3 separate regions of the Homo sapiens genome follow, and regions 1 and 3 are each linked to region 2. Evidence: chromatin loops called from intact Hi-C (ENCODE). Cell type or tissue: mammary epithelial cell. All regions are shown on one strand.

What was found. Hi-C counts contacts between places; a loop is a spot of excess contacts. Peaks named below come from ENCODE experiments on the same cell type or tissue, not always from the same donor. Only the 100,000 strongest peaks of a DNase experiment are listed, where the experiment ranks them.
Region 1: it touches region 2 in a loop (4-fold over the local background); 15 of 110 quality-filtered maps call a loop at or near these places.
Region 3: it touches region 2 in a loop (9-fold over the local background); 9 of 110 quality-filtered maps call a loop at or near these places.

The regions. Positions count from the first base shown.
Region 1 is chr15:71,574,316-71,576,815 of GRCh38, reverse strand. All of the region lies in intron 7 of THSD4 (thrombospondin type 1 domain containing 4), which reads right to left. Among named protein-coding and RNA genes, the nearest start is that of THSD4-AS2, 120 kb to the left of the region's middle. In mammary epithelial cell, a CTCF peak has its summit at 1,142; no DNase peak of the experiment used is centred here.
Region 2 is chr15:71,447,631-71,450,130 of GRCh38, reverse strand. The region is part of intron 7 of THSD4 (thrombospondin type 1 domain containing 4); the gene reads right to left. Among named protein-coding and RNA genes, the nearest start is that of THSD4-AS2, 240 kb to the left of the region's middle. In mammary epithelial cell, a CTCF peak has its summit at 1,353 (motif pointing left); DNase peaks (open chromatin) are centred at 1,350 and 2,490; H3K4me3 peaks cover 483 bases; H3K27ac peaks cover 1,851 bases.
Region 3 is chr15:71,294,596-71,297,095 of GRCh38, reverse strand. All of the region lies in intron 6 of THSD4 (thrombospondin type 1 domain containing 4), which reads right to left. It overlaps LOC124903520 (a long non-coding RNA gene), which reads left to right. Exons shown (of 2, transcript XR_007064700.1): 1 at 1-1,937; 2 at 2,177-2,500. Among named protein-coding and RNA genes, the nearest start is that of THSD4-AS1, 110 kb to the right of the region's middle. RefSeq lists a silencer at 1,492-1,786 and an enhancer at 1,036-2,235. In mammary epithelial cell, no CTCF peak of the experiment used is centred here; DNase peaks (open chromatin) are centred at 1,005, 1,545 and 1,925; H3K27ac peaks cover 2,500 bases.

The sequences.
Region 1 (2,500 bases), 130 kb before region 2:
CAAGGCAAAAAAGGTAACATGTTATCTTTTTATCTGAAAGGGGGAGAAAAGATAAATTCAAAGGAAATTAGAAAGGATACTAAAATTTCCTTAACGTCTACTGTGTGATATAAGAGAAAGTGTCCTTAACACTGAGGCAGGAGAATCACTTGAATTCAGGAGGCAGAGTTTTAGTAAAATCAAATGGTTGTCAATCAAACTGACATAATTTCATAGTATGTACTATGTACATGACTGTCCTAACAAAAAACAAAATGAAGGCAGAAGTAGATTTTTAATTGGCTGTTTCATCTTTCATAAAAGCTAAGAACATAGTAGCAGAATGTAGCTTTCTGGAGGTGACGTGTAGAGGGGCCTGAGCTGAGGTCCAAGTATTTTGACTTGCTCAAAGAGTAGATTCAGAATTCCCAGTGAGAGGGGAGGAAGGAGAATGTTCCTTAAACTGTTTTCCTAAACATCTTTAAAAACAAACAAACAAACATGGTTTTTAATAGGAGCTCAACTGCAAATGCTAACAGGTAGTATTTTCTGTTAAGGTCCTGATGCATGCAAATGTATTGAGAAAGATTATACTAAATATTTTTCTCTTATTCAACCACAGGTTTTCAGAATATTGGATTTTATAGAACAAAATTTCCAAAAAGAATTTTGAGGGCTCCATGGATTTGTCCACTTTTTATTGTCAAGTGAGAACAATTTTTTTTTTTTTCCACAAAAAAGACTACTATCTAACTCTTACTATCCTTTCATAAAAGACATTTTAATACCAAAAAACTGCAGAGGACATAATCTCATAATAAAAGAGAAGTGATATAAATGAACAAATTTAGCTTCATGTAAGACTCTACAATAGTCTTCATTTTCACACTTTCCTCAGGGCCAGTGCAAACGGCATTGAGAAGGATTTAGGAACCTCTGACCTAGATTGTAAGTATCTTGCAGGCAGAGCCTAGCCCACAGACAGACAACTTTCTAACTTTTTTCATTCCTTTGCCAAATATTTGTACACTCAACACCATATAAAGTAGACTTTTTTGTTGTTGTTGTCGTTGTTGCTTTAGAGGGATTATTCATAAATTTCCTACAGTCCTCTGGAAAGTCCATATAACTAGCAGCTCCACTTTAGAGACAATAATGAGGGAAGGTCATCTAGTGGTAATACACGTAACTACAGGCTTTCCAAAATAATCTTTCTAGAATTCAGTTTCCAGGTATGAATTTTGGCTCAATGTAGGACTTCAAACACAACTTATTAAAGACGAAGAAACAAAATGTCCCGATTTCCAGTGCATTTCTGGGTATATGAAGGTACTCTTCTTGTTCATTCATTTTAGTGATTTTATTTATCACCTACTGTATTCAAACAGGATTTTAGGCAACTTACAAAGTATGCAATTCAAAGCTACCTTCTAGTTTTTGCTCATCACTAAAACAAAATAAAACTTAAAGTATGTACAGATGAGATCTGTTTAAAGGAATAATAATATGAAGCTAAAAGTGAAATCAGTGCCAAAATACATGTCACATGGTCTTTGTATTTGCTGGTGGTAGATCACATATTCAGCCTTAAGCTTTCCAGCAGACAACTTGAAGAGAGAAATCCATTGGCTTCCTAAGTTACAAATCCATAAAATTGAAAAAACCAAACAAGCCCAGCTTTAGAGAAGTCTAGGTTTGCCTAGTGCTGAGACAAGAGAGTAATCTCTCCCATGGTGCAGTAAAATGAACAATGCCCTCAGCAACAAGCTGGTAGTAAATACGATAGTGAGATGCATGAGTTCGGTTTCCTATAACTTCCTCTATATACGGCTGATGCATCGCTAAAGCCCCAAGCATAAAGGTAATTCCACAGAAGACTATAATGCTGTGGTCCAGGTATGCAGCTTCTGCCAGTCCTGCTTGGTCAGAACATATTCCAGGATATCTAGAGAAATGGACTAGATTGTAACAGTTTCAGGCAATCGCTATGGTAGATTACAAAAATGGCTATACCTGTTCATGCCTTTCCATATCAATTCCTGTGGAAATGTGACTTTGAAGCTCCTCCTGTGAAGAGATGATCACGGTCATGTATGAGATATAAGACCTCATGTTTAGAGGTCTTGTATCACCTCTAACCTGGGCACTACAAACTGAGGCTCAGACAGACAAACGGACTGCTCAGGGTCACATAGCATGATGCCAGAGATGCAAACCTATGTGTGACAGTCCCTTTGACATCCTAATGCCCACCTTCATAGCCATCGCTGCTGACTTAGTTAGTGAAAGGAGATTCAGGACCCAGTTATTGGTACCATGAGGATCCAGGTGAGGATGGATCCTTTTTAATTGGATGGATGGTACCTTTTTAATTATATGATCTTGGTTTAGTGTTTCCAAAACTTAGTGTTAGGTATCATGAGGATCTAGATGAGGGAGTCAGCATACCTTTTAATTATATGAAAAATAGTTTAGTGTTTCCAAGCCTCATTTTGCTTGTCAGCAAAAGGGGATGACAATA
Region 2 (2,500 bases):
TCAAACACACACTGCTGGATTTATATATTTGTCCCACACAATCCCTCCTTCCCTTGTTCCTTCGTTTGCACATCACAACTCCTATGGCCATCCGTGTCCACCCTGGACAGCTGCCCTAGGCCAGAGTCCCAATCCACCTCTTTGCATTGTCATAGGACCTTAATATGGGAAGTAGTTTCTTTTCCTACTTTTAATCCTAAGTAGTTTTTTGTTCCTGTCTACAAATTCTATCATGAATTTGTGGTAAAAGCTACCCAAGGAACTAGGTGGATAACAATTGGTATTAAGATGACTGCTTTTCATTTTCTAGTAGTTGGGCCTGCATATTGGGTATAAATCAATTTTCTCCCAATTAAATCTACTTACTTCTCAAACGCTATTTTCACTTGAACTGTTAAATTTTACTTCTCATTTTGCTCCCAACACTTTACAACCCAGGCTAAAGTGACTATAAAATGTCTACACAGGATGGGGACAACCGATTATCATCATTGTCCTGTGTGACTTTCATGTCTTTAGATTACATGGTAATAAAAATAACAGCTGATTGTATTTTTAGTACTTACAGAGTAGCAGGCACTGTAAGTACTACACAGAATTATCTCCATCTTCACAATGACTCTGTGAAGTAGGTTTTATTATCACCTCCATATTTTCTGAGGCGCAGAGAGGTTAATTAACCTGCCCAAGACCACACAATAGTTAGTAGGTGATGGAACCCAGACAGCAACCCAAGTCTGACTCCAAAGCTCATGTTCTTCACCAGTGTCTGAAATGCCACATAGAAACAGTATCAATGTACCCCCAAATAATGTGTTCAGTGGAACAAGAGTTTTAAACCAGAAGTACTGAATAATAGTGTATGTGTTTATGTCGACAAGAGCAGTTTAAAAGCCCTAATTACTAACTCAAATCAACATATAAGCCTTTTCCATCTGAATATCAAAGTCCTGATGTGGCAACTGAGTGTCCTCTGTGATCACCATCTCAAGGAATGTGGCCAAGGAGAATAGGTTTCCCTTGACCCTCTGGGGCAGTGACCAGGTCGCCCGCTGGTCAGACAGGCACACTGGTAAGGCTGGCCAGTCCATTTTCTGGTTTGCCCACTTTGGCTGCTGTGAGGGAGAATGAACAGAAGGCAAGGGGGTTTGTATGTACTCATGAAATGTGTTTACAGCCAGTCCCCAGTTTTCACCACTTCTCCTTTGACCAATCTATTCACCCAGCCATGCCTGGGAGCCACCTATATTTAACTTTTCACCACCCTGACTGAAGAATTTGTCAGTTTCTACCAGGCAGTTAATATTATCAGTGACTGGTTTCCCAATCAATGCATGAGTGCCATCTAGAGTTAATGGAGGTAACTGCAGCCACAGTGGACAAATCATTCCTTCCTACATCTTCCTAAAAGTCCCTGCAGAGAAAGCAGGAAGGACTGCATTAAGATCATTACAGGACTCAGGGATGGATACCCCATTCTCCATGATGTGCTTGCTTCACGTTGCATGTCTGTATCAAAACATCTCATGTACCCCATAATATACCTACTATGTATCCACAAAAATCAATAATTTAAATTTAAATTTAAAAGAATCATTACATGACTCCATACTAGGCATTACTTACAGCAAACCACGCAAATACGGTTTCTGTTTCTGAAGACTTTGTTATGTAAGGCTGGAAAAAGAAGTTAATACATCTAATATCTATTACCTCAAGATCAAATTATGAAATGCCCCCAAATGTTAAGGGAGTTAGACTTGAGATAAGGACCGGTTGTTTCCTAAGCAGTCTCTGCCACCAAAATATTTGATTTTGCCTTGGGCAAATGACATTTCTCTGGGCGTCAGTCTTCTCAACATTGTCTTCTTAATATTCTCAATGAGGATGTGGACAATATGATACAAGTCATTCTTACAAGGCCCATTTCTAGTATATAATACAAGACTTCCACATAACAACTTTTAATGGCTGCTATTGTTTCAAGCAGGCAGACAGAACAAGAAATAGAGTAAATCTTCTTGTGACCCTAACAGAACCCTGACAATGTTTGTTTTGGCATTGTCCCGTAAAACCAGATCTGTGCCTGGCTCATGGGATATAACCAGAAGTCAAGTAAGCAGAGCTGCCGAGAAAGCTACTGTTTACCAGAGGAAAAGCCACAGATTCAATTGACAAGTAACCTGTACCTTTAGTCCTTCTTTTTGCCTGGAACATGGACTCAGGAGGTGGAAGAGCCAGGATGTGTTCATGAGAACATGCAGTGACATGCCAAGGAGAGCAGAACAAGACTCTAGAAGGCTCCCAAGCCTGTGATGAATTGTAAGTGCATGTTTATTAGCCCAGGACCTCTTCCTCTGGAGTTGTTCCATGAGAAAAACAGTATCTCTTTTGGTTAAACCACTCTAGGGTTTCTGTGGCAAGGAGAATGTCATCGCTAATTGACACAACTCAGGTTTTGTCTTTTATTTTTATATTCAACAAATATTAGCACATATGC
Region 3 (2,500 bases), 150 kb after region 2:
CTATGTGAATTTCACCTCATTAAAAACAATAGAAGACATATAAATGGGCAATAAGCTCATGAAAAGATGTATAATAATGGAAGCAGGGATGGGGCAGAAACAGCCAAAAGAAAGAAAAGAGCACTGAGGTCCATTACAGTAGCATTTCACAGGTTATCTCATTTAATCCTTTCAAGAGACTTCATGATGTCGATGTTATTAATCTCATTTTGCAGATGAGAAAACAGAGGCTCGGAGCAATTAAAAATCTAGTTATAGCTAATAAATGGCAGGGTCGGGATGAGGCTTCTCAACAAGTTACCAAAATGACTGCAACCAAGATTATAACTTAAAGGAATACGACGTTTTCAGATGCACTGAAAACTGGACCCTTGATTTTATGGCACTTTTACAATGTGATAACACATAAAAACCTGTGATAAAATTTTATGTCCATGAAGCCAGGGACACAAAGCCTTGGCCAGTGTGGAGGATAATGCAGGACAGGTGCTGCGCAGAGTTATGCACGCTGCTTGGCCAACTCCCTCAGCCCTGCTCTGCGTACTGATTCTCTGATCCAAAGACAAACACCCAGAGAGACTTGGCAGGAAGGTGCGTCTTGCCCGAGAGGCACAGACTAATAGAGACAACAGGCCTTAGGGAGGCTTCAGAGGTCATCCGGTCTTAGTGGGCCGAAACACATATCCACGAACCAGATGTATCTGAATTACCTGGGGAGCTCATAAAATGCAGATTCCTGGGCCCCATGCCAGACCTCAGGTGGGTAGGGCACAGAAATGACAATTTTTAAAAAGCTCTCCAGAGGGTAACCCTTATCTATTGTTGATGGGAATGTAAAATGGTACAGACACTTTGGGAAACAGTTTGGCTATTTCCTGAAAAGTTACACATAAGAGTTACCATTTGACCCAGTAATTCCACTTCTAGGTATATACGCAAGAGAAATGAAAACATACGCCCTCACAAAAATGTGTCCATGAATGTTCTAAGCAGCATCATTCATGACTCATCAACTGGATCAAATATCCATCAACTGATAAGTAGATAAATAACATGTGACATATCATACAATTGCCATATTATTGAGCAATAGAAAGGAATAGGCTATCAATACATGCTACAGTATTAATGAACCTCAAGTATGTTATATTAAGTAACAGAAGCCAGATGCAAGAGACCACACAGTGCATGATTCTATTTATGTGAAACATCCAGAAAAGGTAAATCTACAGGGGCAGAAAGTACATAGCTTACTTGTTGCCTAGGGCAGGGAGTGGGAGTGGATGGGGATATTACTGACATGATAAAAATGTTCTAATACTGATTTATGCTGATAGTTGCACAACTTGGTAAACTTACTAAAACTCATTGATTGTAAAATGTGACTCAATAGAGCTGGCTTTTTTTTTTTAAAGAAAATGTCCCCAGGTGATTCTGACGTTCCAGCAGATTTGAGAACCACTGAATTCCAATATACTTACTGTGCAATGAGGAACCTGAAACCCAGAGAGGGAAATGATTCACCCAGAGTCACAAAGTGAGTTCATACAGAGCCAGATTGCCTCTGATCTGTGTCTCCACAAAAGGAAATGGAACGCTAGGAGATGACCTGATGAAATTAACCAAAGGGGACTGCCAATCTCAATGAGTCAGTCCCCATTAAACCCTTTTCCCCCTTAACTCGCAGGAAGCTGGTTTGTTTTGCCTGACTGAACCAGGAAAGGGGCTCAGGAAGCAGCTGTAGGCCAGTGAAAGGACTACAGGCTTGGAGTCAGAAGGCCTGGGTTCAAACTTGGCCTTGAGAGTTCATCGTGATCCTGGGCCAGTCACTTCACTTCCTAGGGACTCATCTGGTTCATCCATCTGTAAACAAAGCCGATCATATCACCCTCCCAGGATCACTGCAGGACCAGTAAGGAAGATATTGAGTAATCCAGGTAGGAGATGATTTCCTTCCTGCCTAATCTGAAACCACAGATGTCCAGCCCAATCTGTTTATCTTAAGGCTACAACCAGAGCATCCCTTCCAGCCTGCAGGGCACTCACATTCCCTGACGCAAGCGCCACTCACCCACCCCAATCTTGGACCCAGTCCCAGCTTGATCCCAGTTCCCAGGTGCCATAAAACTCTGGAAAGGTGGAAACAAGACTGTATTTTTTTTTTTTTTTTTTACAGCTGTGAGAACTGCAGACTGAGAACAATAAGTATTTTTAAAATAACAACCTTCCGAGTGACCACCGACGCATCAAATACTGGATTGGGCGTGGTGTTATTATAAGACCAAGAGAATGTAAAACATCCTGTAACATATCTTAGTAGAAGATCTTTGCCAAGGGAAAGAAATCTGTCTTCTATCTAAGAGGAATGTTTGGTAATCGTTTGGGCCTTGGATAAACTCAGGCCATACGTCTTGGGCCAGGCATTTACATTATGGACTAATCATAGAGCCCTGCAGTGAATATAGACATTGTGGAGTAAGAGTAGGTTACCGAGATGGTC